2 separate regions of the Homo sapiens genome follow, and region 2 is linked to region 1. The links are chromatin contacts, found by Hi-C or POLR2A ChIA-PET in ENCODE. All regions are on one chromosome and are shown on one strand. Each heading gives the region's core, a stretch centred on a gene start or an enhancer-like site at or near the end of the contact. The rest is flanking DNA. Distances are from core to core; before and after follow the strand shown.

The links. A loop is a pair of places that touch in the nucleus more often than their neighbours do. ChIA-PET counts read pairs that join two places held with the same protein, here RNA polymerase II (POLR2A). Pooled maps may share reads with other maps.
Region 2: a map of sigmoid colon shows a loop between it and region 1 (3-fold over the local background). The contact joins the enhancer-like site here to the promoter of LINC03099 in region 1. A Hi-C loop is called at or near these places in 2 of 168 maps with a recorded cell type or tissue (cardiac septum and sigmoid colon) and 7 of 50 pooled maps. POLR2A ChIA-PET finds 5 or more read pairs at or near these places in 2 of 52 experiments (IMR-90 and naive thymus-derived CD8-positive, alpha-beta T cell).

Annotation. Positions count from the first base shown.
Region 1 is chrX:40,261,606-40,264,248 of GRCh38, reverse strand. LINC03099 (long intergenic non-protein coding RNA 3099) reads right to left here and starts at 1,332. Exons shown (of 3, transcript NR_110386.1): 1 at 697-1,332.
Region 2 is chrX:40,060,583-40,063,225 of GRCh38, reverse strand. It overlaps BCOR (BCL6 corepressor), which reads left to right. Exons shown (of 15, transcript NM_001123385.2): 9 at 155-480; 10 at 833-1,087. Among named protein-coding and RNA genes, the nearest start is that of BCOR, 36 kb to the left of the region's middle. Within about 2 kb of position 1,310, at least 2 of the 41 ENCODE cell types and tissues checked have a DNase peak (open chromatin) inside an H3K27ac peak, as active enhancers do.

The DNA of each region.
Region 1 (2,643 bases), core at 83-2,582:
GGTGTCTGGGAAATCCAGTTTTTAGCCTTCCAGTCTCTGCAGACCATGGGGGCACCATAGGACGAGGTTGGAAGGGAGGCTGTGTGCCTGCCACCATGCCTACATTTTGCAGATAAGGAAACTAAGGTTCAGAGAGGTTAAAGAACACATCCAAGGGCACATGGCTGGTAAACCCCAATCTCCCTGACTCCAAAACCCATACTTTCAATCATTATATTGAGCAAACAGCCCCATTCCATTTGGGGCTTTGGCAGTCTTGGGGCATCTTTCGGCCAGAGGGCCCACACGACAGCAGAAGCTAGCACACACCTTCTGCATGCTCAAAGGCTGGACAGTGGGCACTGAGGCACAACTGAGGCCCCGGGGTTGTGAATAGCTTATCTCAGGTTGACAGACAGAGGAGACTCATAATCGAACCCAGGGTTCCTAACTCCACGTATACTTCCTGACCTCACCTCCCTGCCCCCCGACATCGACATCTGGAGGAGGGGGAATACACACGCAGGCTGTCTCTGGAGACATGTTTCTTCAACACTCAGCTGCCCTGCATTTTTCTAGGTGAGGTATCTAGCCTCCAGCCTCTCCTCCCACGTTTGGAGAATCCTTCATCTTCCTAGTTGCCTCCCACCAGAAAAGCTAAAAATCCCAGATAGGGGCACTTTCCCAGCCGCCATTGCAGTTGGTATAGGCTCTTACCTTAGGCTCAATCCATCAGATGCCCCCATCAAAGGCTTGGAGTTGGGAACTAATAATACAGAGATGCAAGGAGCACAGAAGTCCATTCTGGTGGATGGTGGCAGTCGCCAAGTCAATGGCATTCCAGTTCCTGGGGCGACAGGGACCATATCCACGTCCCAAGGTGGCAGTGTATGCCAGGGAGTCCTGGATTTGGCAGCGAGGTCATCCCTGGATTGCCTGACTTTGGCTGTGGTCCTGACTGCTGTGCAGCCTCCTTGGTCGACTCACCAACTGTATTCTTCAGCCCTCTTGGTTATTTTGTGAGTTCCCCAAGATCCTTTTGATAAAGTCCTTTTCTGCTTAAATAAGCCAGAATTGTTTCCTGTTGCTTGGGAGCCAAGAGCTCCGGCTGTTACAGCTGAGCCGCTAGATTTTGCCTGGCTTCCCTCAGCGAGACCACACAGGACACTGCTAATTCTTGGATCCCTCAGGCATCCCAGTCCACTTCCTGGGAGCTCCCATATCCCAGGACCTTGGCCTGCTGATCTTACATTAAGAGAACTGGCCTGGTCTGACAGAGGGTCCCACATCCATCCTGGACAGCTTCATGGTGATGTTCCTGGGTCCCATCTCAGACTCTCCCCATCAAAGGCTTTCTCATTGACCATGACCTTTCCCTAGGCACAAGTGAGAGCTCCTCCCTCCCCGCTGCCCCACACCTCCCCACAGTCACCAGTTTGGCATCCAGAAAACATTTCCTCCTTCTCCAGAGACCTTGCTCTTTGTCAGCCTTCACTCCTAGCTGAAGCAAAACAGCTGTGGGCCCTGCTCAGACTCCAAAAATGCAGGCTGGGAGCTCTGGGGCCTCTGCAAGAATAATGGCTGAAAGCAGTGCCCCAGGTTCAAGGCCCCGGCTTTGCTGTCAAGATAGGGTGTGAATAAATGGCTTACTCTCTTGGGGCCTTGAAAAGAGAGGAGAGTGAGGGCCTAGCCATAGCAAAGCGAGCACTGCTCACTGTCAACACTGAACTGGAAGCAGGGAAGGACTGTGAGGAGGGCGTTCCTCACCTAGGTTTGGGGCCTGGGGTCAAAACAGTGGGCGGAATTGCCCGGGGCGTCATCCAGCCAGAGGCAGATAGGAGCAGGAAGGGCTTGGGTTCCCACAGGCAGCACTGTGGGACCAGCTCAAATCAGCTTCTGGCTGAGTGTAGACAGGGGTCAGGGGAGGGGGCCCATCTCAGGGGACGGCCCAGCTGGTAGGCAGACCGGAAGTCCACTGGGATGACGACAGCGTGCTGTAAACTTGGGCTTATCTCAAGGATGTTGCCTTTGTTCTCGTGATCCCTCGCTTTCCCAATAAAAGTACCCTTGAAAATTGAGCTGAGGCCCAGAAGGGCATGTGGGTCATGAGGCCCACAGAGCCAGGCTGCTGCTGCTGCAGGAGGGGTCAGAAGGGATGGGGCCACCACCGACCTGGCTGGGACTCTGGAGGAAGCAGGAGTAGCTCTCTGCAGTCAACATGGAGGAGTAAAGGGCAGGGGGAGCCCAGCAGAAGAAGGGTGCTTCTCTCCCCTCTGTTGGGAGCAGGAGAGGTACGATGAGAACATCACAGAGAGTACCAGGGACACGGGTGGGCTGGAGACAAGATGGAAAATCGCCTAACCACTAGGCTCAGGCAGTGGAACCACAAACGCCAGCCTCAACCAATACTTGAGGAAGGAGCGTGGATCTGGAGTCGGACAGGCTTGGGTTCAAATCCCAGCTATACCAGTCAATGGCTGTGGCATCCGAGGCAAGCCTTTGTGGCTGGACTGTTACACAGGCAGCCCTCAAGGAGCCGTACCTCCCACATCCCATGTATTGACTCTGAGTTTGGCCATGTGACTTTCTTTGGCTAATGGAATATTAATGAGCATGACGAAAAGCAGAGGAAGGATAATTGCTCACATATTGAGGCTTGTCCTC
Region 2 (2,643 bases), core at 61-2,560, 200 kb after region 1:
AAAACATAATTGGTGTATCTTTAAAAACTGAAGCCGCTCCAGTGATCAGTGTTAACAATGGGCTTTTCTTCCTGCACTGGCTACAACTGTGTAACGCCCGCTTCTTCTCCCGTCTCCCATCCGCCCGCCACCCCGTCACCCCCTCCGTATTTAGGCTTGCCTGTGTTCTCCGGCTCTCCGCCCATGAAGAGTCTTTCATCCACCAGTGCAGGCGGCAAAAAGCAGGCTCAGCCAAGCTGCGCACCAGCCTCCAGGCCGCCTGCCAAACAGCAGAAAATTAAAGAAAACCAGAAGACAGATGTGCTGTGTGCAGACGAAGAAGAGGATTGCCAGGCTGCCTCCCTGCTGCAGAAATACACCGACAACAGCGAGAAGCCATCCGGGAAGAGACTGTGCAAAACCAAACACTTGATCCCTCAGGAGTCCAGGCGGGGATTGCCACTGACAGGGGAATACTACGTGGAGAATGCCGATGGCAAGGTACCTCTTGACCCCGGCTTCCCTCTGGGGCCTGTGCGAACACATCCCCGCCTGCCTGCTTCCCAGCTTGAGGGGACAAAGCTTTCCTTTTCCTGGACTCCTCCCCCACACCACACGTCACTCCCCTGTCCTAGAGGAGCATGTCTTCTGGGTGGCAGCGAAGTTTCAAACTAGTAAGAATGAAATCCCTTCCCCCAAACCCTCCTTTGACAGGCACCCCCCACCCCCAAAAAAAGATAAGGAATAAAGTGCCTCTCTCCACGCAGGTTTGTCACGTGGGGAGGAGGAGGGGAAGCAGCGGCTGTTAGAAGGACACGGGCTTAACCGTGTGCGCTGCTTGGTTTTATGATAGGTGACTGTCCGGAGATTCAGAAAGCGGCCGGAGCCCAGTTCGGACTATGATCTGTCACCAGCCAAGCAGGAGCCAAAGCCCTTCGACCGCTTGCAGCAACTGCTACCAGCCTCCCAGTCCACACAGCTGCCATGCTCAAGTTCCCCTCAGGAGACCACCCAGTCTCGCCCTATGCCGCCGGAAGCACGGAGACTTATTGTCAATAAGAACGCTGGCGAGACCCTTCTGCAGCGGGCAGCCAGGCTTGGCTATGAGGTGTGTCCCTGTGGGCGCTCCCTGGGGCTGCAGGCTGGGGGGCGGGGCCTGCGGACTGTGGTGGGCGAGGGGAGGGACATGGAGAGCAGAGCTCAGCCCCCTCCACATCGGGGCTGGGCCGGTGCTCCAACAGGATGTTTGTGTTAGCCCCACTCTCACTGCTGTCTCTTTGGTGGCTTGTTCAATCGCGGTGTGGAAAGAAAGGCCTCTCTGATGTTCAGTTCGTGTTCAGGCAGGTAGGCTGCTACGGCATCCTCCAGTCTCGCTAACTTATCTCTGATATAAAATCTGACACAACCCAGGGCTTGGCGACTAGGGGAATTTTAATGAGCCCTTTTGGATTCTGATTAGCAAGGGGGAGAGAAGTTATTAGCTCTATCTGGGGCTGCTTGTACTGTTTCGGGTGGAAGGGTGGCCGTGTAGGGGGAGTAGGCAGGAAGTAGCTGTGTAGGTCACAGAGGGAGGGGGGTGGGGCAGACCTAAGGTCTCTTTCTGAGTGGGGGGGTACAGTAGCCTTAGGGCTGAGGGCTCTGGAGGGAGGGACTGAGACTTTTCCCTCAACTCACTGCTTCTCCCCAGCCCCCCTGCTCATCCTCCTCCTAGCATGGGCCATGACAATGATAGCTTACGTTGACGGAGCCCCTAAGATCCAAAGTAACTCATTTCACCCTTTCATCATCTTTGTGCAGTAGTAACTAATATTATTCCCGCTTTCAGATGAGGAAACTGAGTCCCAGAGGCGTTACATGATTTGAACAGATAATAATCCAGCAGCCTGGCTCCAAAGCCCAGTCTCCCCCCATCCCCCCAAACTCGGCTCCTCTCCAGGACTGGCTCCCATTGGAATCACGCTTTTCACAGTTCAAAACCTACGTCTGCCCCTGTGCGTCTCCCCACCACACACTTGTCAGTTGAGATAGTGATGTAATAGCCCACAGTGCAAAGACATTTTTTTTTATGCTGGCATCAGCTCTCTAGGAGTCGTGGTGAAAATAAAATGCGGTTCAGCAGGCTGAGTGTGAAGTGTGGAGAAGCACCCGGGCGACAGGATCCATGCCAGGCCATGCTCAGCTGTGGGCTCCCGGAATTCAGCCAGAGCCCAGGCTCATGCACCTTAACCATGCTGCAGTCAGCAGTCTGCTGTGCCTTGAGCCTTTCCTGATGGGGTGACCCAGCTGCCAGTCTCCCTTTGACCCAGAGCCCACCCTGGGGCATGATTGTGTGGGTGGGAACTGGGATGCTGGCTCACACCTGTGGGATGGTCCTTTGAAGCACTAGCTAGGTATTTTTGGTTGTATGTGACTTTGTCTATTCATACCAGCTTGTTTCTTATCGATATCTCTGGATTATCTTTGAGGGAACTCTCTAGAAGGATTTGAAAATTAGCTCAGTTACTTGCAGATTAAACCCAAGTGGCAGCCAGTTGGTTTCCCATAAGCTGAGAGCAGCGGCGCCTATGAGGACAGGGTAGATGCAGCGTGCCAGGCAGGGCCACTCATTCCTACGCATGATTGGGAAAATGGACTTGTGCTTCCAGCAAACACCAGAGGTAAGGG